Linked DNA regions of Homo sapiens: all the other regions are linked to region 1. A link is a contact called in ENCODE Hi-C or POLR2A ChIA-PET data. All regions are on one chromosome and are shown on one strand. Each heading gives the region's core, a stretch centred on a gene start or an enhancer-like site at or near the end of the contact. The rest is flanking DNA. Distances are from core to core; before and after follow the strand shown.

What was found. A loop is a pair of places that touch in the nucleus more often than their neighbours do. ChIA-PET counts read pairs that join two places held with the same protein, here RNA polymerase II (POLR2A). Pooled maps may share reads with other maps.
Region 2: a map of CD4-positive, alpha-beta T cell shows a loop between it and region 1 (11-fold over the local background). The contact joins the promoter of PDIA6 here to the promoter of KIDINS220 in region 1. A Hi-C loop is called at or near these places in 2 of 168 maps with a recorded cell type or tissue (CD4-positive, alpha-beta T cell and naive thymus-derived CD4-positive, alpha-beta T cell) and 8 of 50 pooled maps.
Region 3: a loop to region 1 is called in a map of CD8-positive, alpha-beta T cell, with 19 times the contacts of the local background. The contact joins the promoter of ODC1 here to the promoter of KIDINS220 in region 1. A Hi-C loop is called at or near these places in 3 of 168 maps with a recorded cell type or tissue (CD4-positive, alpha-beta T cell, CD4-positive, alpha-beta memory T cell and CD8-positive, alpha-beta T cell) and 9 of 50 pooled maps.
Region 4: a map of CD4-positive, alpha-beta T cell shows a loop between it and region 1 (6-fold over the local background). The contact joins the promoter of HPCAL1 here to the promoter of KIDINS220 in region 1. A Hi-C loop is called at or near these places in 1 of 168 maps with a recorded cell type or tissue (CD4-positive, alpha-beta T cell) and 7 of 50 pooled maps. POLR2A ChIA-PET finds 5 or more read pairs at or near these places in 1 of 52 experiments (activated CD4-positive, alpha-beta T cell).
Region 5: a pooled map shows a loop between it and region 1 (3-fold over the local background). The contact joins the enhancer-like site here to the promoter of KIDINS220 in region 1. A Hi-C loop is called at or near these places in 1 of 168 maps with a recorded cell type or tissue (CD8-positive, alpha-beta T cell) and 5 of 50 pooled maps.
Region 6: a loop to region 1 is called in a map of B cell, with 10 times the contacts of the local background. The contact joins the promoter of KLF11 here to the promoter of KIDINS220 in region 1. A Hi-C loop is called at or near these places in 2 of 168 maps with a recorded cell type or tissue (B cell and naive thymus-derived CD4-positive, alpha-beta T cell) and 8 of 50 pooled maps. POLR2A ChIA-PET finds 5 or more read pairs at or near these places in 1 of 52 experiments (GM12878).

Annotation. Positions count from the first base shown.
Region 1 is chr2:8,835,621-8,839,664 of GRCh38, reverse strand. KIDINS220 (kinase D interacting substrate 220) reads left to right here and starts at 2,052. Exons shown (of 30, transcript NM_020738.4): 1 at 2,052-2,185. RefSeq lists silencers at 1,876-1,925, 1,936-1,995.
Region 2 is chr2:10,810,801-10,814,844 of GRCh38, reverse strand. PDIA6 (protein disulfide isomerase family A member 6) reads left to right here and starts at 2,060. Exons shown (of 13, transcript NM_005742.4): 1 at 2,060-2,167. The coding sequence starts at 2,149. RefSeq lists a silencer at 1,758-2,507 and enhancers at 2,998-3,057, 4,044.
Region 3 is chr2:10,445,656-10,449,699 of GRCh38, reverse strand. ODC1 (ornithine decarboxylase 1) reads left to right here and starts at 1,373. Exons shown (of 12, transcript NM_002539.3): 1 at 1,373-1,579. It overlaps SNORA80B (small nucleolar RNA, H/ACA box 80B), which reads left to right and starts at 2,851; the gene lies at 2,851-2,986. RefSeq lists silencers at 503-1,982, 3,207-3,436 and an enhancer at 2,103-2,192.
Region 4 is chr2:10,300,985-10,305,028 of GRCh38, reverse strand. It overlaps HPCAL1 (hippocalcin like 1), which reads right to left and starts at 2,125. Exons shown (of 5, transcript NM_002149.4): 1 at 1,852-2,125. LOC101929691 (a long non-coding RNA gene) reads left to right here and starts at 2,312. Exons shown (of 4, transcript XR_922791.3): 1 at 2,312-3,451; 2 at 4,016-4,044. RefSeq lists silencers at 1,231-1,410, 1,729-1,926, 1,811-2,590 and an enhancer at 1,491-1,550.
Region 5 is chr2:7,429,411-7,433,454 of GRCh38, reverse strand. LOC100506274 (a long non-coding RNA gene) reads right to left here. Exons shown (of 6, transcript NR_038432.1): 4 at 3,162-3,275. Among named protein-coding and RNA genes, the nearest start is that of LINC01871, 290 kb to the left of the region's middle. RefSeq lists enhancers at 1,902-2,635, 2,636-3,369. Within about 2 kb of position 2,319, at least 11 of the 41 ENCODE cell types and tissues checked have a DNase peak (open chromatin) inside an H3K27ac peak, as active enhancers do; they include CD8-positive, alpha-beta T cell, where a contact is called at or near this core.
Region 6 is chr2:10,040,756-10,044,799 of GRCh38, reverse strand. KLF11 (KLF transcription factor 11) reads right to left here and starts at 1,250. Exons shown (of 4, transcript NM_003597.5): 1 at 1,042-1,250. The coding sequence starts at 1,083. It overlaps KLF11-DT (KLF11 divergent transcript), which reads left to right and starts at 1,399. Exons shown (of 3, transcript NR_135558.1): 1 at 1,399-1,490; 2 at 1,796-2,167; 3 at 3,149-3,247. RefSeq lists silencers at 557-626, 667-716, 837-886, 1,177-1,406 and a promoter at 1,093-1,992.

The DNA of each region.
Region 1 (4,044 bases), core at 803-3,302:
GGATAAGAGGAGGATGGAGGGGATTGAGGGAAACAGCTGGAGGCTGAGGAAAGATGGGGTTGGGGGGTGGTGGGAAGGGTAGTGGATGCTGGGGGAGGCAGCCTTCTATTTCCATAGGACAAATTTGATACTCTTCTAATCCCTTCAGTGGCCTTCTATTTCCCTAGAACAAATTCCCAAATGGTACTTAACACTCAAGGCCCTTCAGAGGCTGACCCCTGCTCCATCTACTGCCCCCTCCCATGCTGCCACCCCAGCCCCAAGGCTGGCAAATATTGACAGTTCCTGGAACTTTGGGCCACCCTCCTTCTCATCTCTATTCTTTTCCAAAGTGTTGTTCCCCGACCTGGACATTCTTCCTAGCCCCATCCAACTGATGTGATGGACAAACTATACTTCAGATACAGCTGGAGGTGCGGGGGGGGGGGGTCCCTTCTTTTGTGAACCTTCCTAGTGGACCCCAAGCAGAGTTGGTAACTCCATCCTCTGTGCTTACCTCCTTACTGCACTGTGCCTAGGACATGGTCAGGACTCAGAAAGGCTGTGCTAAATAACGCACATTTAACCTGTTTCCTTGTCTTCTCCCCTACTCTAAGGTTGGCTTCATCCTTATATCCTACTGATATGGTTTGGCTCTGTGACCCCACCCAAATCTCATCTCGAATTGTATTCCCCATAATCCCCACGTGTCAAGGGAGGGACTTGGTCGGGGGTGATTGGATCACGTCAGCGGTTTCCCCCGTGCTGTTCTCGTGATAGTGAGTGAATTCTCACGAGATCTGTTGGATGTAAAAGGGGCTTTTGACCCTTTTGCTGGGCACCTCTCTTCCTGCAGCCATGTGACGAAGGACGTGTTTGCTTCCCTTTCCGCCATGATTTTAAGTTTCCTGAGGCTTCTCCAGCCATGCAGAACTGTGAGTCAATTAAACCTCTTTTCTTTATAAATTACCCTGTCTCAGGTGGTTCTTTATAGCAGTGTGAAAACGGGCTAATACACCTACCATACTTCTAACCCCCAACGCCTGACCCACCCTGCCCTGTTTACAACAGTGGCTGGCCTTAGCAAGTCATTATCGAAGAAATCACACCATTTAGGACTCCACTGTACACGTTGGGGTGTTCGCTCCTTGTTTCATGAGGGGCACACCAACTTCCGTTTTTGTTTGTTTGTTTGTTTGTTTGGAGATAGGATCTTGCCCTGTTGCCCTGGCTGAAGTGCAGTGGTGTGATCTCAGCTCACTGCAGCCTCGAACTCCTGGGCTCAAGTGATCCTCTCACCTCTGTCTCCTAAGTGGCTGGGACTACAGGTGTGCAACACCACGCCTGGCTAAGTTTTGTATTTTTGTATTTTTTTTTTTTTTTTTTTTTTTTGTAGAGAAGAGGTCTCTCCATGTTGCCCAGGCTGGTTTCAAACTCCTGAGCTCAAGTGATCCTCCGTCTTGGCCTCCCAAAATGCTGGGATTACAGGAGTGAGCCATTGTCCCCACCCCGCACCAACTTCTGATGAAGTCAGGCTCCTTATTGGCTTTTTCCTGAGTTGCCAGGTTGACACATTGGTGGGTGCTTTTCGATGGTTCGCAACCTACGCACGTCGTAATCATCCTTGGACCTTTTCAAAAATCAAGATTGACGCTTGTTGGCAGCAAGGCCTAGGAATGTGGAGGCTGAAGGAGGTGAGGGGAGGTGCTGGGAGACCTGGAAGGAGTGTGAACTACAGGCCCCGCGAAAGGCAGAGGTCTCGCTCCTGGATCCGGAAGAAGGCTGCTGAGCGGGCTTTCATTTCTTATGTATGTGCAGTTTCTTCTGAAGATATAATTGATGTTTATTTCTCTGAATAAGCTTGATTATAATGGAAAATAGGGATAATAAATTAACTGTAATAAGAGTGACATTGACACTGAAAAACCTTGCCTGGGGCGCTTGTCCTGGGTGTCCCCGCCCCGCGGCCCCTCCAGCCCCGCCTGCTCTACGCCCCGCCCCGCCCCTCCCCTCCACGCCCAGGGGGCGTGGCAACCCGGAGTCCCTCCCCTACCCAGGGCACGTGATCTGTCAGTTCGCGGAGAGGGAAGAATATGGCCGCCGGGTGTGGTGAGGGCGACGCGCTTGCAGTCGCCGTCTCTTGCTTCCCCGTCCTCTGACATCGCCTGCAGCCGAGCGGGCCCGTTCCGCCGGAGCTGAGGACCAGGTTGGGAGACCGTCAGTGTGGAGGCCGGTCCGCGAAGCTTTGCCGCGGGATTGGGGAGGAGTCGGGGGCGAGGCCGGGCTCGGGGAGTCGGGCGGGGAGGTGGGACAGCCGAGGAGTGCGCGGAAGGGGCGAGCTCGGACCGGGGGTCCCGGGGAGGGCATGGCGCGGGCCCCGGACGCTCGGGCCCCGGCTTTCGGGGCGAGTCCGCGTTTCCTGGAGCGCCGGGAAGGTCTCCGACCTTGGAGTCTCTGGTGGTCTGTCTCCTGAGGGGCCCCTCGGGTGGGTTGGGGTGAAGGGTGTTGGTAAAACCGTTTTTTTTCTTTTGCCAAGCAGCCTCTGGCACATCCACCACCTTGAGAGCCCCCTTAGCTGGTACCGCTAGTCTTTCTAGGTTCCTCCTCCTAGGCTTCCACGGGCCGGGAGGTGTTGTTTTCTCCCTTGCTTTTATCGTGGGCTCCATTGCTCCATTGTCCTGTGCAGGCTTTTAAACGCCTGGCAAAATAGTGCAAGCCATTGATTTCCACGCCTCCAAGATTTATTTATAGGGAAATAATTTCTTCATCACTTTGTAATGTTGGAATTTTTATTCTTTCAAGTTGACAGGTTTAAACCGATGAAAAATTTTTTTATGAATAACTATGCAGCCATCTCTGCTCCCTATGGGCGCTTGTTAAAAATGTAGATTTCTTAGCGTTTTAGAGATTCCCATTCCTTCGGCCTGAGGTGTGGCTCGGGAATCACCCCTTCAGGTTCGTTCCTGTCCACATTTTGACAACACTGAGGACCAGACATCTACACCTTTTTAAACCACCGTGGGGTATTGAGTGCAGAGCCCAGGTTGGGAAATGCCGTGGCCAGGTGTGTTCTTTGTTCTCTTCTAGCTTTACTAGCATGGACTACTTTCATCAGAATCATTTTGGGGTGCTTGTTAAAATGTCAGTTTCTGGGCACCACCCCAGATCTAGGGAATGGGATTCTCCCGGGGAGGAGCTCAAGGGATATGTGTATTTGACAAGCTTCCCAAATAATTTTGGTGCACACAAGTTTGAGAATCCTTGTTCTACACCCTTTGTGTGAATAATTTCCAGATCATTCACACACAGTGTGAACGGTATCTTTTTCCAAGTATTGGGTGGGTTTCTCCAACCTAGTTCTTTTGGGACACTTCAAATTCAGCCTGGCCAAAGCCCCATTCGCCCAGCTGGGGTGGTGGAAGGGAGGAGGCATAACTTAAGTAGAGAAAAGTCTGCTCTTTCTCCTGCTTTTTTTTTTTTGGTTAAGGGCAGCTCCATTCTTCAGTCACCTATGCTGGGCATCTGGTCATCTTCCACCTGTTTTCTTTTCCAACCAGTCACATAGTTTTATCTTTATATCCAGAATATCTCTTCTGGATATTTTGGTAGTTCAGAAAGTTCAAATGTCAGGGATTTTATATTTTTCAAGTTAATATCCCTCATTTCTTCTCTATTCCCACTGCCTCTCTTGTGTACTGTCTGGTGATTCCTTGACTGGTATCTAGGGCCCTGATTCTTTGTATTTTTCCAGTCTGGGTCACATACACTGCCAGATTAATTTTTATAGGATCATGTATGAATGTGCCATCCCCTTCTTCCTGCTTTTGCTCAAGAACGGTCAGTTTCTCCATTTTATGTGCTACTGTATTTGTCAGGGCTGTTTAGAAGACAGTAGAAACTTAAACCTTTTACTTCAAGGAAAAGGAGATAATAGGATTGAATGAGAGTCAGAAAGAAGTCAGGATCCCAGGTACCTCCATTTTCTACATCTCCCTGGGGCAACTTTTTTTTTTTTTTTTTTTTTTTGAGACAGGGTCTGGCTCTGTTGCCCAGGCTGGAGTGCAG
Region 2 (4,044 bases), core at 811-3,310, 2.0 Mb before region 1:
ACCCAAACACAGCAGGCCTGGAGAGGCTGCGATCAACTCACAACCCTGAGAAAACAAACTCGATCGTGAGTGCGTTGTGGAAGCTGTGATGTCTGTGGCCCATGGGGACAAAGTTAACTGTCTTAATGTAAAGACAAATGAAGGGGCCCTCTTCTGGTAAGAGAATTAAATTCCTCCATCCAGGGAGGAAAAGCATGACTTTCCAGGCTGAGAGGAAAAGGAAGGACTTCGCTGTAATCCAGTCAGCAACAGCAGCAAATTTAAGGGGGGAAATGTGTCAAATGCAGGAAAGGGGTCAGAAAAACAAACAGCATTCATTGCCCCTCAGGCGCCCTTCAGGGAAAGCAGACAGGCCTGGAGGAACAGGCTCGCAGTCCACTGCCCTTTGCTGTGAATCCCAAACAGCCCTGCGATCACCGGTTGGGCTTCCCACGCACCTTCACATTCAGGAGGAGCTGCCCGGGGTACCAAGCTGAGGATTTCTGTCCCGGGACAAGCAGCCTCCCTGGGGAAAATCAATGCTGGCATGTGGCTTCCAGGAGAGGCCCCCGTGACTTCAGAGGGCTGCTGTGCCTCTGAGTTCAGTTTGCCTGAAAAATCTTCCAAACGCAGCTCTAGTGCCACTTCCTCCAGGAAGCCCACCAGCCGGCCCCCACCACTCCTGGACCCCTGCCTAAGAATACTTATGCCTTACACACTACAATATGGAGAAATTACTAATACAAAAACAAAATGTCCGAGTCCACTCCAAACATAGGAGGGAGAATCAAGGCGGAAAGATACAGTGGTCTTAACTTGTGCTTGAAAGATTTTACTTTTAGGTCGGGCGTGGTGGCTCACAACTGTAATCCTAGCATTTTGGGAGGCCGAAGCAGGCGGATCACCTGAGGTCGGGAGTTCGAGACCAGCCTGGCCAATATGGAGAAACCCTGTCTCTGCTAAAAATACAAAAATTAGCCGGGCGTGGTGACATGCACCTGTCATCCCAGCTTCTCGGGAAGCTGAGGCAAGAGAAACCCTGTCTCTGCTAAAAATACAAAAATTAGCCGGGCGTGGTGACATGCACCTGTCATCCCAGCTTCTCGGGAAGCTGAGGCAAGAGAATCGCTTGAACCCGGGAGGCAGAGGTTGCAGTGAGCCAAGACCCCGCCTTTGCACTCCAGCCTGGGCAACAAGGGCAAAACTCCATCTCAAAAAAAAGCAAAAAAATTTTTACTTTTGCCGGGCGTGGTGGCCCATGCCTGTGATCCCAGCACTTTGGGAGGCCGAGGCAGGAGGCTCACTGCAGCCCAGGAGTTCAAGGCTGCAGTGAACTGTATCATGCCACTGCTCGCCAGCCTGCCCCACAAACATATTTTTTTTCACTTTTGCATATTTTACAAAGCACACACCCACGTGAGCGCATTGCCAGCCCCCTCGCCCCCCAGGACAAAGTGGAGACCCTGTCAGCGAGGAGGCTACCGCTTAAGTCCCTGGGGTTCTCCAGAGAAGGAGGAGAAGGCTCTGCAGAGCCATGCGCCCTGGACGGAAGAACTTTCAAAAGTAATTCAACAAAATAGAAACTTGTCGAATTACATTGCAGACAGCGCGTGCGGAGCAAATGTGTGTCCACGGAATATTCGTCGGGCACAAGAGGAATTCCCTGTCAGCTCCCAGGACCGTGGGTGCCCTGAGGCCGAGTCACGCTCCCCCGGGATAAAGAGGGTGGGGGCGCACACAGGCAAGGAGGAGGCGGGGTGGGGGGGTGCAGAATAAGGAACTAAGGTAAAAACGCCCAGTACTGGACTCCCCTCCGAGCAGCACCCCGAGAGGGCCCGGAGGAGCTGAGGCGGTGCGAGCCGAGACTGCCAGCCCCGCCCCCAGCAGGCCCCGCCTTCCGCTGCTCGCCACCGCCCCCGTGAAAAAAAACCAAACCGGTAACCTCTACCCGGCCGCCTCCCATTGGATATGTGAGTGAGCGATGTCCGCCCGGACCAATGAGCCGCAGCCACGGCTTGGCGAGCGCCTTCCGGCCCGCCCCCGCGCGGCCGCCCCTCGGACCACCGGACTGGCCTGGGGCGGGACGTGGGCGCGGGGGCGCGGCGTGCGGCACGCTGCAGGGCTGAAGCGGCGGCGGCGGTGGGGACTGCACGTAGCCCGGCGCTCGGCATGGCTCTCCTGGTGCTCGGTAGGTGCGGGCCAGCGGAGGGAGGCGGGCGAGCTGGGGTCGGCCTGAAAGGTTTCGAATCTCTAGGCCGTTCCCCGGCGGGCCGCGGCCGCAGGCGGCCGGAAGTGGGCCTGGCGGGCGGGAGGCGCGGGCCTCGGCGTCCGGAGGAGCTGCTAGGTTGCCCCGGCGGAGGTGCGGGTGCGCGGGAGACTCGGGCGCCCGTGGGGAGGGGCTTCCGCAGCCGCGGGGGGCGGGAGCCTCGTGCGCTGGAGCCGGGCGCGGGGTCCAGGGCCGGGCGGGAGAGCCGCGGAGCCCAGCCCCGGCCGGATCCCGGGGAGGGGGTCTGTATTCCCGGAGAGTCGCAGGGGAGCTTGTTCCGGGCTCTTCTCGAACTCGTGCGTGGGGACGGAGGTTGGCGGGCGTCCTGCACTGCTGCTTGTTTCTGCCACCTGCTTTATGCAGCTCCTACTTTTAAAAACTGAAATGTTAAGCCGGGCGCGGTGGCTCACACCTGTAATCCCAGCACTTTGGAAGGCCGAAGCGGGTGGATCATCTGAGGTCAGGAGTTCGAGACCAGCCTGACCAACATGGCGAAACCCCGTCTCTACTAAAAATACAAAATTAGTCGGGCGTGGTGTCGCGCGCCAGTGATCCCAGCTACTCAGAAGGCTGAGGCAGGAGAATCTCCTGAACCCCCAGGAGGCGGAGGTTGCAGTGAGCCGAGATCGCGCCACTCCAGCCTGGGCAACAAGAGTGAAACTCTGTCTCAGAAACGAAAAACTGAAATGTTAAATCTCAGTCCTGAAATAAGGACCCATAGTTCCCTTAGAAAGGGACAGTGCCTTCCAAAAGCTGGGCTTAAGACGCAGGGGCGCTTCGCATGTGATCGGACTCCTTAAAAACGAAATGGAACGCGGCGTCTTAGGAATTCTGTAAATGTCTGCTTCTTAGTGGGCGAGGCCGAGGGTCCTGTCCTTGCCGGGCTCGCCTTGGTCACAGCCTTGGCTCTGACAGTCCTTAACCTCGGCTCTGGCCTCAGACCACCTTCCCCCTATTTACTGGCTCTGTGACTTGGAGCAAGTTACTTAACCACTCTGTGCCAGTGCCTTTTCAACGGTGTTCACCATTTTAGGGACTGATAATAGTACTCCCTTAGGGTTGTCCTGAGGATTAATGAGTTAGTACATGTCTTTCTGTTTTTTGAGACACGGTCTTGCTCTGTCTCCTAGGCTGGAGTGCAGGGTTTCCATCATAGTTCACTGCAGCCTGGAACTCCTGGTCTCAAGGGATCCAGGCACATGCCACCACACCTGGCTAATTTTTAAATTTTTTGTAGAGTCAGGGTCTCATTGTATTGCTCAGGTTGGTCTCAAACTCCTGGCCTCGAGTGATCCTCCTTCCTCAACCTCCCAAAATCCTGGGATTACAAGTGTCAGTCACCTGGCCCAGCTAGTACATGTTTTAAAGAGATGTAAATATTTGCCATATTACTGTGGAGAGAGTAGATGAGGGGAAAAGAGTTTAGTCTGTTTAGTTTCCTGTGAGTGAATTCAGACTAGACCCTGAAAGAGTCCGTGAGTCTATTAATTAACTCATTTTAATAAATGGCAGCCTTTCTGGGAAACCTCATGGTTTCTAGATGACTGCTCTGGGACTGTAGACTCCTCCTAGCAGATGTGGGACAGAGATGTTACTGATGTGAATTTATAGCATCCTTAACTGCCATGGAGGAATGGAAAACCACAGATGGCAGAGCCATCTGCTCACAGAGATTCTAGACACTCACTCGGATGGTCCAATTTCCCATTGGTGTTCATTATCACTGAGTGGAATGGTGATGTGAATTTTAGAAACAGAACGTCATTGGTCAGCATTGACCTACTTTGTCATCTTAAGTG
Region 3 (4,044 bases), core at 124-2,623, 1.6 Mb before region 1:
TTGTAGCTATAAAGATATGTAAGGATCCTTGGGTTATCTGAAGCCCAGAGAAGGGAGATAACTTGTCCAAGAGCACACAGCAAGTTGGGGGCAGCGCTGGGCCAGTGCTCTGAGCTCCTCCAACCCCGCCCCCACCCACCCAAGGCTAGATCTAGATCTACCCACTCCTCTCCTTAACTCTTCATCGGCTGTACTCCCACCCTAAGGAGTCGAAATCCCCACCCTAGGGAGAGACATATCCTGTCTGGATTGTCCAAAAGGGAATGAAAGGTAAAAATGAAAAAAAAAAAAAAAAGTGTCCCCAATTCAAGTGCAGTGCCTCCCTGGTGCGGGCATTCCAGCGTGGCCTGGAGTGAGTGGCAGTCCACCTCCAGAGGCGTCCCCTGGGCGCTCCTAGGGACTCGAATTTCCCACGCGGCTTTTTGCTTTATGTATTCACTGTTTAGACGTTTTCGGTCAAAGCATTTTGGGACTTCCGTAACTCTCAGAGCGCGCCAGGGAGCCGCCCTTAAAGATACCTAGTTACTGATGAGTTCCATCCGGTAAAGCAGAGGGTAGTGGGCGGCTTGGAGACTCAGGATCCGGGTCCCCTCACGCTCCTGGCTGAGTCCCTGGCTTCACAGGGGAAACTACCTCCGCAGGCCAGGACCCATCTAGTTACAGGATACCTCGATGTTACAAAGACGAGGCTTCCAGCGCGGGGGCGTGGAGGCGGCTGCCAGCCCTGCCCGCAGCGTGCTGGCGACCCCCGGGACGCCCCTTCCCTCCCGCGCCTCTGCTCCCTAGCTGGTGGGAGCAGAGCGGCACCGGGATCACTTCCAGGTCCCTTGCACCGGAGGAATGGGCGGCAGCAGGGTCCGGAGTCGGCCCGGCGGGGCCCACGTGGCCAGCACATCGGTCCTCCGCTCGCGATTTCCCTTTTCCGCTCTCGGGCACGAGGTACTGAACGCCAGGTGGAAGCACAGCTGTGCAGCTACAGGCTCTGCCGTTCAGCTGCCGCGGGCCGGGGCCGGGGCCTGCGGCGTCGTGCGCGTGCGCGGACCAGTTCCAGGCGGGCGAGACCGCCGCAGGGCGGGGCGGGGCGAGGCGGCCGCAGGGCGGGGAGGGCGGGGAGAGGCGGCCGCAGGGCGGGGAGGGCGGGGCGCGAAGCCGGGGGCGGGGGCCACGCGTGGGGCAGGCGGTGCTCGGCTCGGCTGACGTCGGCCCGCCGGCGCCCCACCAGCTCCGCGCGGGCCCGGGTTGGCCACCGCCGGGCCCCCGCCCCTCCCCCGGCGGTGTCCCGGCCGGAACCGATCGTGGCTGGTTTGAGCTGGTGCGTCTCCATGGCGACCCGCCGGTGCTATAAGTAGGGAGCGGCGTGCCGTGGGGCTTTGTCAGTCCCTCCTGTAGCCGCCGCCGCCGCCGCCCGCCGCCCCTCTGCCAGCAGCTCCGGCGCCACCTCGGGCCGGCGTCTCCGGCGGGCGGGAGCCAGGCGCTGACGGGCGCGGCGGGGGCGGCCGAGCGCTCCTGCGGCTGCGACTCAGGCTCCGGCGTCTGCGCTTCCCCATGGGGCTGGCCTGCGGCGCCTGGGCGCTCTGAGGTGAGGGACTCCCCGGCCGCGGAGGAAGGGAGGGAGCGAGGGCGGGAGCCGGGGCGGGCTGCGGGCCCCGGGCCCCGGGCACGTGTGCGGCGCGCCTCGCCGGCCTGCGGAGACACGTGGTCGCCGAGCGGGCCACGACCTTGAGGCGCCGCTTCCTCCCGGCCCGGGGTTCTCCCGCGGCTGGATAAGGGTGATCCGGGCGCCTCGTTCTGCCCCCGTCTTCACAGCTCGGGGCTGGAGGGGCCTAGGGGAGACCCACCCGGAGACCCTGCGGCCCCGCGCCGGCCTCTTTCCCAACCCTTCGGCGGCCGCGCGCTGGCCGGGGAGCCGTTGGGGAGGCCCTGGCGGCCGCGCAGCAGGTGCAGGGGCGCAGAGCCCGGGCTCGCCTTGGTACAGACGAGCGGGCCCCGGCCTTGGCGCCTTCAGTTTCCTTCCAGTTTTTATTTTCGCTGTGTCTACAGAGCAGATGACACCAATTTGGAAACCCGCGAGAGTGGGTAGAGCTAAGATAGTCTTGCTGTAGTAGCTGTGATATTAGATGCTCGGCCATGACTTAGAGGTGTTTATTTAAGGACTGTGAATGACTCGGTGATTTCGGAAAAGCTTGGCTTAGATGAACGGACATACACAGGGGAGACAGCCCTAAGGTTTGCAGAAAAGGCTGATTGTGCTGTTTGCGAAGTCGAAATAATTGGTGAAAGTGTAGAAGGCAGAACCTCTCAGGAATGTCTGGGGAGGACAAAGAATGTGTTGGCTGACTTTGTTTAAACATAAAATTGGGCAGACTTTAATTGATTTGTGAAATTTTTTTCAAAGTTTGTTTGAATTAGCCCCTATCTCTTCTAACATTATCCTCTTGTGCTAATTGATTGACCATTTTAAATAACTTAGCTGTTACAGAAAGACCGAAAGGTGTTCTTCAGTAAAATATATTCAAGTAAGTTACTTAAGTAACGCCTTAAAAGATACAGAAAAGCAAAAAAGTATTGGCGTATTAAAAAGAAATCAAAACTTTCCAAGTTTAGGCCTGAACATTGCCTTAAAAATATTTAATAAGGCCTCAAATGACCCAGTCCGAGACTGCATGAGCCTATTTATTATTAAATTGTAAATATTCTTCATATAAACAAAAATATATAACCATGTCTGTAACAAAAATGGTTTTGCTAGCGTTGTTACTCTCTTCCCTTCTCCGAGGGGTGATTTAGGCAACTTCGGAGGTTGACAATGCCAAGCAGTCACAATAGATAGAGCTTTAAAGCAAATTCTATGCATGGGTTTGGATTTATGACAGGCCCGTCACCCTGGGCCTGTCATAGTACCCCATGCCAGAGCAAACTGTGTCCCCGAACCATTGCCTGGCCTCTGTGCCCGTAGGCTGCTGGCACTGAAGTGGGTTGCACAGTGGAAAAGAAGAAAGCTCTACCTGGCAGAAATTTTTAAAGGTTAAAATAAATAATTTTAAGAAAGCTGGTTCACAAGGTGCCACATTTGATGAAAGCAAAATACAGTGGCTTTTATTGTTACTAGAGTGATGTTCTTGCTTGTTTTTCTTTTTTGGTGAAGTTAGCCCCAAATTATTCTCATAGCTAAGCAAATACGAGAGTGACTGTAAGGACAGTTGGCATTCCCGGAATTGCTAAACTTGGTAGGCAACGCTGGTTTAAGAATACTGAGTTCTAGCCGGGCGTGGTGGCTCACGCCTGTAATCCCAACACTTTGGGAGGCTGAGGCAGGCGGATCACCTGAGGTCGGGAGTTGGAGACCAGCCTGACTAACATGGAGAAACGCCATCTCCACTAAAAATATAAAATTAGCCAGGCCCCGGGTGTGGTGGCACATGCCGGTAATCCCAGCTACTCGGGAGACTGAGGCAGGAGAATCGCTTGAACCCAGGAGGCGGAGGTTGAGGTGAGCCGAGATCATGCCATTGCACTCCAGCCTGGGCAACAAGAGTAAAACTCTGTCTCAAAAAAAAAAAAAAAAAATACTGAATTCTGATCAGGTAACAGCAACTGTAATACAATGTGATAAGTTGACTTGAAGATTACAGTTTTTAAGAAGTATATACCCAGCTAATACATGAAAATTAACTCGTAAAATCTCAAATGCTCCAGACATTTCCATGATGCCTGTTGGTCAGTAAAAATCATTCTAAGACTTAGTGGAAGTAGGAAATGTTTGTATGGCTGTGTATAAAGGCTATAATGTAATCCCAGCACTTTGGAAGACCGAGGCGGGTGGATCACCTGGGGTCAGGAGTTTGAGACCCACCTGGACAACGTGGTGAAATCCTGTCTCTACTAAAAACACAAAAATTAGCCGGGCATGGTGGCAGGCGCCTGTAATCCCAGCTGCTGGGGAGGCTGAGGCAGGAGAATCGCTTGAACCCGGGAGGCAGAGGTTGCAGTGAGCCAAGATTGCACCGCTGCACTCCAGCCTGGGTGACAGCGTGAGACTCTGTC
Region 4 (4,044 bases), core at 876-3,375, 1.5 Mb before region 1:
GTCTCGGCCGAGGGAAACCAAAGGAACCGGACCAGGTTTCTATCCCTGGCTCCTAAAAGCCCGCAAAGCAGCCCGCCTCTCTGGGAACACCATCACGTAGCCCCTGACAGTTGGGAAGCGCATCCATACCAAAAGGCCGCCCATGCTGTCCCCTCCGCAGCCCAACCCCATGCCGGCGCTCCATTTTGAGAGCCTCCTGCACTGGTGAGATCTTGGCTCCCTTGGTTAAAGGCGATTTTTTTCCCCCAGAGAAAGACACCAAGGCGATGAAGGGAAAGAATATCCTTCGCTCTGGCCGAGAGCCACCCGACCCCTAGAGCTGGCCTTGCTGCGTCCGAGCCAGCGCCGAGGCGCCAGAACTCTCCAGAGAGTGAGTCGTGGTAAGAGCTGGGTGCTCGTTCACTGCGGTTCAATTTTACGACTAGTAGGTTTCAAAAGTAAATGTTTTAAATTAAGGTGTGGGACTAGGAGGAGGTGTCCCATGTGGCACCCCCGGCATGAGGCTGGCTGCAAGGGAGCAGGGATGGCAGGGGCTGGGGCTGGGGGTTGTCTAATGCCGAGGCCAGCAGCTGGACTCGGCGTCCCTGGCAAACATCCTCCTCTGGTGGAATTGGGGTCAGCCAGGAGGAAAGGGGTGGCCTTTGGCGGCCGGGACACCCCGGGAGCCCGAGATCTGCATGTGCGGGAAGCGCCAATTTTACGCCGTGACTCTCGGACTCCACGAGCTGAGCTGCATCCTCCCGGACTAGGAACTTGTTGAACCAAAGGGTTCTCAACTCCGCAGTCGCTGCCTCCCGGCCAGGAGAGGGACCCCCACGCTTGCGCGGGAGCCTGGGGGCTGGGGCAGGGCCGGCGCCCAGCGCGGCGCTCTCGGGCACTCGCGGAGGCGGCGCCGCCCGGGAGGTGCTGCAGGAGGCAGCGCAGCTGGCAGCTAAACTTTCTCGAATCTCAGTGCTTCGCGGTTAAGTTAGGGCCAGGGAGAGGCACAAAACACGCCCGGGGAAAATGTAAGGCCCCACCCACGATAAAGGGGAAAAAAAAAGGATTTTAAACAGGAGACGCTAATCCAATTAACACAGTACCTACTGTGTGCGGGGCTTTGGACCAAGAGCTGTCTTCAGTGCGTTCTCATTTCACCTGTCACCACAGCCCCCAAGGGAGGAGCTGTCCTCATTTTAAAGAGAAGCAAACCGCGACCGGGGAAGGTGGCGCGTCTGGCCCAGGTCGCAGTGCGGGTCGCGGGGAGGCCAGGGCTCTCCTCGTCGCCCCATGGCCCTGGGAGGAACGAGCGGATCGCCTCCGCGTGGGCCCCCACCCTTGGCAGAAGCTCACAGGCGACCCACGTGGGCCGCACGGACCTGTTCCCTGAGGGCTGCCCAGCCTGCCCGCGAGGCCCGCCCTTGCCCGTCGGGTCCCAGCTGTCCTCGAGGCTCCTAAGCTACGCACTGCGCCGACCAGCAGGGACAGGGGGCTCTGGGCGTGGGGCTGGACCACCCACACCCACCCCGCCACCCCGCTCTGCGCACAGCTGCTCACACACGACACCCGCCAGGCACCGCTCCCCACCAGCAACTGCGCCCCGACACACAATTCCACAAACGCAGTCCAAAATGTGCACACCTAAGGCACACATGGATGCCCACGAGTACACGCCATTCGAAAGACACACCACCGTCCGCAGTCACCCACAACTCCACCGCGCAGAGAAACGCGGGCACTCCCGGACACACACACGCGCGCACAACACACACGCAAAGAGCCGGATCGCAGCGCTCGCCGGTGCACACGCCGGGTGCACACGCCCGGGGCACACTTCAGCAGCCAGCAGACCGCAGCCCGCCCCTTCCCTACCTGCTCCGGCGCAGGACGCGGTCCGCCGGCTTCCCGAGCCCAAGTTCGGCGCCGGCGGCGGCTGCAGCGGGCCCGGGCCGCTGCCCGGGACAAGCGCGCCGAGGCCGGGAGGAGTGACTAGCAGCGCGGGCCTCCGTGCGCCCGCAGCTGCTGCGCCGGCCCTGCGCTCATCGCCGCCCAGAAAGACAAAAGGAAGCCGGCAGCCAGGGAGGGAGCAAGGTGGAGGCGCCCGTCAGTCCGCCCGTCCGCTGCCCGCCGCCGCCGCGGCCCGCCTGCCAGCTCCGGGAAGGAAGGGACGCGAAGGCGGGACCTGGAGGCGGGACCCGGAGGCGGGGGCCGGGGCGGGGCGCGCGGCCAGAGGCGGGCGCTCAAGTTTCCTACGGCCCCGCCCCCTCCGGGCCCCGCCCCCTCCACGCCCCCTGCCGGACCCTCAGCGCCCGGCTCGGCCCTCGCAGCCCCTGCACCTCGCTGCTCCTCGGCCCTCGCGGCCCAAACCTGGCCCTGCCGGGTCCCAGCCCCCAGTGGCTTTCGGGACAGGGGCGGAGCCGGGCACCGGTTCTGTTCCCCTAACCCTTGGCCTCTGGCCTGCTGGTATAGAAGAGGCCGAGAGGCGGCGCCCGGGAGGGGCCAGCCCTGCGCCCGCGCCCCCCGCCCCCACGCCGCAGGAAGTGGCCCGGGCGGCCTAGGAAGGGGAAGAGCCGAGTTGCCCCAGCCCCGCACCCCCAGCCCCAGCCCCGCGTGCAGCTCGCACCCCTTCCCACGCCTGTTCGGGGGAGAGCCCCGGGCCTGGAGTGGGAAGCCTGGCTCCAGCTCTGGTTACCTGCAGTGACTCCCCAGGCCGTTTAGGCGAGTCCATTGGGCCGCCTCTGCCTCGGTTTCCCCACCTAACCACGGAAGGTGCTCCTCCCTTCCAGGCATCTGTGGTCTTCGAGCTCCACGCGGGAGAGGCGCCGGTCTGGCACCTCCTGCCCAGGGTCGGCGCCTCCTGGCTCTCGGGGAGGGGGGCATCCTCCATCCCCTGCACCTGCCTCGAGAGGAACCAGGGACAGAGCACCCCCACCCCCACCAGGAGCTCCGGAAAAACGGCTTCAGAAGAGCAAATATACACACACACCCACCTCCCGCCCCAAACATCCCCGAAGAAAGGTAACCACAGAAACAGCCAGAAATGTGGAGCTGGGCGATCGTATGAGGCTGAGACAAAACTGTCTTTCTAGCGTCTCTAGGGGAGAGCTTGAATCCCTCCTTCCACTCCTCCTCCACGGAAAACAGAGTGAACTCCTGCTACAGAGGCCGCCAGAGCAACATGCAAGACCAGCTTTGAGGGGAGCGGGCACAGGGCCTTGCAGGGAAGGTGGGCCGAGCCCAGACCCCTCATTCTTACTTGGCTCTGAAGGCGGAAAGGCAAAGCTAGACCTCGAGGAAGTTCCCCTCCCTGTGGGCCCTACAGTGAAGATTACATGAAGGCATGTGGGCGGTGGACCAGAGTGCACCGACTGATGAAGGCGGCCCGGTACCCGCGGGTGCCATGCCTCCTTCTTAGCCAAGGCCACTCTAGCTCCCCGTGAAGTATCCAGGTAGAAGGCTGGTGGGGTTACAGGTGAGAAGCCGTCGGTGGGGTCCAGGAGCCAGGCCTGGGGAAGCACACGTCACTTCCACCCACATCCATGGGCCAGAAGTAGTCGCACAGTCCCACCAGGATGCAAGGGGCTCTGGCAGCTGTGGTCTTCATGAGTGTTTCGGAAGTAAACAAAGCCGGTTTGATGAACACGTAGAAACATCCCTGCCACAGAAACTGAGCAGATTTCTCCCAAGCACACACAGGGCAAAGGGGCAAAGTCTGTCCACAGACTCACAGGAAGGGAGGTGCATGGCAGACACAGGCAGGAGGTGGGGTTGGGGTGGAAAAGTTCAGGGAGGGCTCAAAAGCAGACCAAGGCCTGTTTCTGAAACCCAGCCCACTCACTGGTTCCTCCACACTTGGCCCATGCTGTTCCTCTCCCATGTGACTTTTCCATCTTCCCCCTCCAACCTGTCACCCATCCATCCTTCAAAACTTAGGTCAGTTAGCTCTCACCTAGCCCTCAGCAGCTTAGCCCGCAGATGCTTCCTCTGTTTCTGAACTTCTAGAGAAACACACTTAACCGCAGACCTCTTATTCCAGGAGTGTATCTCTCTCAGATGAGATACAAG
Region 5 (4,044 bases), core at 1,070-3,569, 1.4 Mb after region 1:
TTACCACAAAAAAAGAGATAAATTTTATCAAGTTATTTTTCTGCATGAATGGAAATGGTGATGCAACTAATAATTAATGGAGTTTCTGATGTCTAACCATACTTAGGTCTCTGTGATAACCTTCCTAATCTTTGAAATCTATGTCAAAATGCAGAGCTCAAGAGATATAGACCACAGATTCTGATGGCAATAAGACCTTCTGATCACAGAGAGAGCTGTTTTTCTATGAGAGACTATTCCACGGACAGAGGTGGCGCTTTTGAAGCATAACCAGGCAAAGTCAATGCCTTCAGGAGCCAGACAGATGCTGTGAATCAGGGAAACAGACTGAGGGTGGAGATGGGCACACGGGAGATGCCACCTTCATACATGGTGCTCAGAGGAAAATCAGTACCGACTGTTGCCATGTGAAAATGAAGGCCCAGTGTGGCCAGGTCATCTGATATTTGTCTAGACAGACTAGAAATCTGGATATTTAAAACGTAAAATATTCTACTTTTTAAGTACCTTTTAATAAATTCAAATTTATACAAGAAGACATCATGTGGTCCAAAAAAACTCATCTCTAGGCCAAGGAAGAATTAAGAGTTTGAGACTTCCAGTGTACAAGAATGAGTTTATGTCCTTCTCTGATTTTAACAGGCATTTTAACTCTTTTATCTAGATTTCTTCACTTCTGAATTATGGCTAACAGTAATTGTCTCACTGAGTTGTGGTTTGTAAATAAGTATCATAAGCATTAAAGCAATGTTGAAAAGAAGGAAGTTCACTATGACTCCCAACCGGTGAAGGCATCACACTGGAGGAGAGAGGAGAGAGGGAAGCTGGAGCTCATGTCCATCACGCCTTGAAGAAATCCACTCTGAGAGCAGCCCATGAGCCACATCAATACAAGTAGCCATAATAAGTAACGGGAGCTGTTATATACATTTTTGTTTTCTACTGTCCAGTACACCCAAAATCTAATGTTTATCATTTAAAAAAATGGTGAAGTTAAGAACTCTCCTTGTGGGTGGCCGCGTGGGTGAAGTCACATGTGTGACAGGGATGATCCTACTGCAGGTGGCAGTGTGGGTGCTCAGGATATTTCCGGATGCCACTTTTCCATCTCCTTTATCCCTTGTGTCTGCAAGGCGGGCCCTTTACGGATCACCAAGAGGAAAGATGCTAGAGTCCAGTCCTAAAGGAGATTCCAGTCCCAGGAAAGCCATCAGACACATAGAGAGGACACCTACACAAGGCAGTGTGGGGGTGGGGGCGGGGGGCTGCGGGGCATCTAGCCATGGTAGCCATGGCCCTGCCAGCACTCAGCCTCTGTGCCCTGGTCCCCAGCATATAAAATGACGATTGTACAATTCCAGTGTTGAGGGACTGTACCAACCCCGATGAGATTAATGCATGTGACAGGTTTTAGCACCTGGAACTTAGTGAAGCCTCAATTACTATGTATCTTTGGTATTCTTATTAAAGACAAGCAAAATACCACGGTGAAATAACACGGTGCTCCAAAGAGAAGACGTTTGGAATGCCTGCGGGGATGGACGGCCAGGCCATATGAAAGAGGACTTCACAGATGGAGAGGGTTTCCACAGGCAGTGACGCTCATGGTACAAAGCAGAAGATTCTCCCAAAATAAAGACCAGGGTGAACAAAAGCACTCAACTGGGAATAAACTGTGATGAACAAGTTGAAGCCGGGTTATTCCAAAAATCATCTGGCTGTGGCCAGGATCAGGACTCCACCACCACCCCCGGCCCCCGCCCCCACCCAGTGTGTCCAGGTTCTGTGGTCACCGTCATAGAGCCAAGGGCATTTCTCTAGTGCATACAGAAGCCTGGTTCCAGCACCCTGCGTCAGGACCACATTCCTGGGCGGAGACTCGGGCAGACCTGTGGGCTGGGACTAGGAGTGGTGGGCCCTGAGGGCCTGGAGAAACACCAAAGCGAGCTGAGTGCGCGCGCGGAGTGCACACCTGCGGTGACGCCCGGCCGGCCTGGCCTCACCTGCCCGGAAGGCTCTGCGGGCGGAGAGGGCGCATCTGCGCGGCCCCACGGAGCCCGGCTCTGCGCGCCGCTGATTAGCATGCAGGGCCCCCGCGGCCAGGCGCGCAGCTGGACGGCAGCTTCCCCCCGGCCTTTGAAAAAGCCTCTCTCACAGCTGGAGAGAAAAGAGCCCCCGCGCCACTGGCCGGCCATTGTGAGCGGCAAAGAGCCCTTCTTTGGGCGGAAGCAGAAGTTGGCCCAGCTGTCGAGCATTTGAAATGTAAAAGGCCGAGGCGCGCGGGAGGGGAGGCGACAGAGGCCGCGGCAGAGGAAATGCAAGCTGCCCCGGGGGTGAGGAAACCGTGGGCTGAGAAGTTCACTTTGAGCAATCAATAAGGCTTTCAGAGACCAGGACAGAAAAAAACAGTTCCGGAGAGAGGGCAGCGAGAGCGGCCAGCCCCAGCCGCGCTCCTGCAGCCGGGCTGCGCCTGCCACTCGCAGGCCTGCAGCCCATCCCAGGACGCAAGGAGCGGCTGGGCTAGCCCAGAAGTCTAGGGCTGACCGGGGTGAACTGAGAGATGGACTCATTGCGAGTGCCTGGCTGTTCCATACACCCCACTCCACCTCTTGCCCACAGTGACCTCCTCCCTAGGGCGCATGAAGCCCTTGCACCCCGCGCTTAGTCTCCAGCCCACGCTGCTCTGTGACACGGCTGGGGTCTCCACCTCACTCTCTGTGTCAGGGTGTGCACTTCCTTCTCCCTTTGGGTCCCCTTGCTCTCTGAACAGTCCTTAAAAGCACGCTCAGTCCCCTCCTGCCGCTCTTGCTGAGTCCCAGCCTCAGGGCTCCACGTAGAATCAGGCAACCCCTGCTGGTCTGTCTTTCTGTTGACTTTTGACAAGCCTCCACCATGGTTCCTATCACTAATCAACTGTGTGTCCACCACCCAGCCTTCCTCAGACCTTGTGCAGTCTGCTAGGAATCCGCACGCCACCACCCTGACCTTAGGGAGTTGGCAGAGGAGGGCAAATGCAACTATCTGGTGACCTAATCGAGGCAGGGGCCACCCAGGGCAGTCTCTTTAGGACAGTGGAGAAAAGAGAAATACAACTGTTTACTGCCTGGCTGCAGCACCCTGCGCTGTATCCTTTCAGGACGCCTGTAACACCCCTGGCTTACCTGCAGTAGACAATTCACCGTGTTGTTCCTTCTAGACTGCAATATGGGGCATGTCATTTTTGTGTCCGACACTCCCTTTAAACCTGCTTGGTGGGCTAGTTCCTCCTTTTGTCCCTAGATGAAATTTAAGGTAGGCTTCAATACTTTTTTGTTGTTGTTTTTTTGGACATGTAAAAAATCAGGTTACTTGATATCACAAAAACAATATAGCAGATAAGTAACAGTTCATTCCCATGTATTAATCCAACTTGAAAACTTGATTGAAGCTGAGACTTCTTTCTCCAACCACACCTGAAGCCTTGGTTGGCTTCTTCAGCCCCTCTCTGCCTAGGGCTGCTAAGGTCCTCTGCTCTGCTATGACTGTAATACCTGACTCCACCAGAACTGGGATTTGGAACACTAGGGAGTTGAGAGTTCTTACTTGACAACTTCCGTGCTCAGTGGGCATCCACACACGGGGCAGCAGGTGTGTAAAGGGACTCTTCCTCTCTTGGGATGCTTTTGTGGGGTCTCCCAGTCTCCCCTTACCACGGAGGGTGAACACTCGGAGTTCCCTTGATGTGGGAATGCAGCTTTTGTGTATCAATCAGAATCCAGACTGGAAAGCAGAAACATACTGGTTATCTTAACAGAGAGAATTGAATTTAGGGAAGGGGTTAGACAGGCATAGCAAGAAATGACCTGCTCGAAGTCTGGGGGAACAAAGGAAAGAAGTTGTGTTGGGAGAATCTGGGAGCTGAGAGGAGCCTCACAGAGCCAAGCCCCACAGGAATGGAATGTGTGCTGCTGCTGGTGCTGATAGTTCTAGGATCTGGAGAAGTCAGGGAGCTGGGACTCAGCTTCTGATGTGGGAGTGCTATTGAGGAGGGAGAATGGTTATAGA
Region 6 (4,044 bases), core at 1-2,500, 1.2 Mb before region 1:
AGAAAACTAAGCCGGGGGCGAGAGGGTGATATTACTCTGAGAAGAGTAATACCCCTCCCTCCCAGGGAGGTTACAGTGGGCCGAGATCGCGCGCCCACTGCACTCCGGCCTGGGCGATAGAGCGAGACTCCCTATCAAAAAAAAAAAAAAGGAAAGGAAACTTTAAATGTACGAAGATACACGTTTCCTCTCTATCTGCCATGCACCAAAGCATCAAAGCTTTCCGTCTGCCGAGGTTCCCCGAGATCAAACAAGACGAGGCCACCTCAAATCCCCGGCCTCTGTCCCGCAGGCTGCGCCACTAAACCCCCTGTGATGTCACAGAACCGGGCGCCGAGGCCGACTCACCACACGGGCGGGAAGGGGCTCGCCCGGCCCACAGTGCCCGCACACCACGAGGCCCGCGCTCTGCCCACGTCCACGGCTACCTCCCCGAAGCCCCCAGGTCGCGACGCTTAGGGCCCCCAACGCTCGCGTGCCGCGTTCCCGCCTCCAAGCGTTGCCCCGCCTCCAAGGCAGTGCGGCGCTCCCGCCTCCCGTCGTTGCCCCGGCCCCTAGACCTTGCCCGCCCCCAGGCCCGAGCGGCACTACCGCTAGCCGCTCTTAACCCGCCCGACGGCCGCGTGCCCCGCCCCCAAAACCGTGCCGCGTTCCCGCCAGCAGCTCTTGCCCCGCCCCCAAGGCCGCGTGCCGCGTTCCCGCCAGCCGCTCCCCCGCCCAACGGCCGTCCGGCTCACAGGACCGGGGTGACGTCATGGCTGGAAATAGCCGCGGGGCCAGCGGGGCGGGGCCGCCCAGGAAGCGCAAGACAAAGCTGCGCGGGGAACACGCCCCCTCCTCGCCCCCGCCGACCCGGGCGCGCCCGTCGCGGCCGCCGCCCCGCCCGGCTCCGGAGCCCGCCCAGGCCCCTACCGGCGCGGCCGCAGCGAAGCCCTGCACGCCCCACCTCCCGCATTTACAGGCGCGCGAGTGCCGCACCACTTCCCCCGCCTCGCCCCTCGCTCAGACGAGTAGTCCCGCCGCGGCAGCCCCACCACTCACTGCGCGCGCGTCGTCTGGGCCTGCGAAGTCCGGCGTGTGCATCGTGCAGGCCGGCCGGGAGCAACAAAGCGGCCGCGGGGCGTGAGCTCGGGCGCAGCAGCGGCCGCACGTGGGCTGCGGGCGGCGGCGGCGGCGGCAACCCGGAGCTCCTGCGGCCGGCACGCGCCTCGCCCGCCCGCGCGGCTCTGCCCCGGCGCGGCCCTCGCGGCGCGGGAGGGGCGGGGCGGCCGCGGAGGGAGCGGCTGGCGGGGCGGGGCGCGGAGGCGAACCAAAATACACCGCGCCCCTGCCGGGGCGGGGCCGGCCACCACCAGCCAATTCGTGCCCGGCCGGCCAATGAGCGCCGCGGGGGGCCGCGTGATCGGAGCCTGGCCGCGGCGTGATCGGGCAGGGCGGGACGCGGCACGTGTTTTGGTCGGAGCGAGGGGCGGGGCCTGAGGCCCTGGAAAGTAAGGGAAAGGTCGCAGCGGCGCCAGGGGCAAGCGGGGCGGAGGGGGCGGCGGGGGCGGAGGGGGCGGCGGGGGCGGAGGGGGCGGCGGGGCGGCGGGGGCGGCGGGGCGGAGGGGGCGGGGCGGCGGCTGGGGAAATCCCAGGGCCGGGGCCGGACTCGGTGCGGGGAGAGGGGACCACGCTTATAGGAACCTCCTGCAGCCCCACCGGCTGAATCCATCGGTAGCGGAGACCCACCTAGAGGCCTCAACCTGGCTTTTGTTTGGTTGTTTTTAACTTCTGTCATTCTCCCTTCGTCTCTTAGGAATGCGTCCTTGACCGGAGAGGTCGGAAAGCTGGCCGGTTCTAGGTGACATTCCTGCATCCGGTCATTTTTGCAGACAGCGGGAGTCAGAGCTTATTGGCCTGAGTGTCCCGCTGACGCCCCTCCTCTGGCGTCTCTGGGCCTCTTCCGCTCTGTTACGGGGTCAGGGGAAGCCGAAACGGGCAGTCACCCAGAAGGCGCCCGCTGAAACCCGCCCATTCTTCCCAGGCCCCGAGAAAACGCCGCCCCCTCCGGGAAGTCCTCGAGCCTGCAGGAGACATCTAGCCCGCTGTCCAGGGCACCTTTTTTTTTCTCCCTATATTTCGGTTGCTCGCGTCTCTTGGTGTGGTTTGCCCACGTCTGCAGCGCCAGGTTCGTGGAGAGCAGGAACCATGCTGTTTATTTTCGTCGCCGCAGCCTTCAGCTCAGCGAGGAGCCACCCCTCCTCCGTCTGTTCACTGCGCGCGCCTTTGCTGAGCTGTGATGCGGGTTGGCGCTCAGTGCAAGGGGCAGAGGCCGCAGTGAGGAATCCTCCTTTTTTAAAAGCTCCATCCAGGGAGCGGGAGCAGAGAGAGAATCCCGGCACCCCGGGGCTTTGCTCTGAGCGAGAGAATTCTGGTCTTAGGGGAACGGGCTGGGCCCCACCACTCACATGAGCAGGACTCTGGTCCCCACTTGTTCCTTCGGGGCCCACTCGGGTTGGGCAGAGGGGTTGACCAGGCTGAGGAGAGGGTGTTTGCTGAAATAGTAAGAGGGTTTAAGACGAAAGAACCGTGATAAACTGCTCGCATGAAGACCCCGGAGGCTCTGAGAGGGGCGCAGGGTGTTCTGTGTGTAAAAAGTTAAGTCTTAAGATACACACTGGAATATTCTCTTTTGCCTGGACTCCTGCATTCGCCTTATAACTGGTCTCCCTGCGTCCACTCCAGCTCCCAGAGCCTCTTCCCACTCAGCACCCCCAGGGGTCTTTAACCCTTTCAGTGGCTCCCACTGTACTCAGCGTAACGCTTCTGCTCCCCACTGTGGCTTGTGAGCTCCTGCAGGGACCCAGCCCCATGCCTCTCCCCACGCCCCGGAGGGACAGCCTGGGCCTCCTCTTGGGCGCCTGTCCCACCAGCCCCTCTGCCGTCTCCAGGTCCTCGCACTTGCTGTTCCCTAGAATGCTTTTCCCCCACATGCCCCCTTTACTCTCACCCGCAGTCCACCTGGAGAGGCCCCCTCTAGCGGACACACCCTCGGGGCCGACCTCCAGTCCCCTTCTGGCGGGCTTTCTTGTTTTCTTCCTCCACAACACTTTTCTTGAACTGCCCCTTTTCCATTACTTCAGTTATTTATCATCTGTCTCCCCACCAGAAGGACTCTCCCAAGGCCAGGGAGCCTGGCTGTTTAATAAGTCCACGTAGGTGAACGAGCGAATCGAAGGTATCCACCAGCCTCCCTGCTTGAACATCCCGTGAGCACCTCTAATTGTGTCCTTAAAAAAACTGAACTCAGGGCCGGGCGCGGTGGCTCACGCCTGTAATCCCAGCACTTTGGGAGGCCGAGGCGGGCGGATCACCTGAGGTCAGGAGTTGAAGACCAGCCCGGCCAACATGATGAAACCCCGTCTCTTCTAAAAATACAAAAATTAGCCTGGCACGGTGGCAGGCGCCTGTAATCCCAGCTACTCAGGAGACTAAGGCAGGAGAATCGCTTGAACCCAGGAGGCAGAGATTGCAGTGAGCCGAGATCGCACCACTGCACTCCAGCCTGGGCGTCAGAGACTCAGTCTCAAAAAAACAAACAAAAAACTGAACTCGGATTCCAGCCAAATCTGGATTTCTCACCTCCGTGAAGGGTACAACTGGAGACCCTGTTCCTTGATCTAGAAACCTGAGCGTCACCTTTACCTCCTCCCTTTCGCACAGTTGCTGTCTTCCGCCAATTACATGCCCTTCTTCCTTCTCAGTTCCTCTCAAACTCTTATGTCACCCACGCCAGCCCTTGTCCTGGCCACCACCTGCTCACCTGAATTGTTGCCACTGCCTCCCAACAGGTCTCCCTCCCTCCAGCCAGACGCCCTACAATCTGCCCTCACCTCACTGCCAGAATGATCTTCTGGAAGCAGAGGTGGAGCTGAACCTGTATTCAAGCCGTCAGTTGGAATCCAAACAGTTATAGGACTGACTTCAGGCTCCATGGCCAGGAACCCATGAGTCTTTGTAGCCAGGCTCCAGCCAGCACTTCCTGCATCATTTCTGACCAGTTTC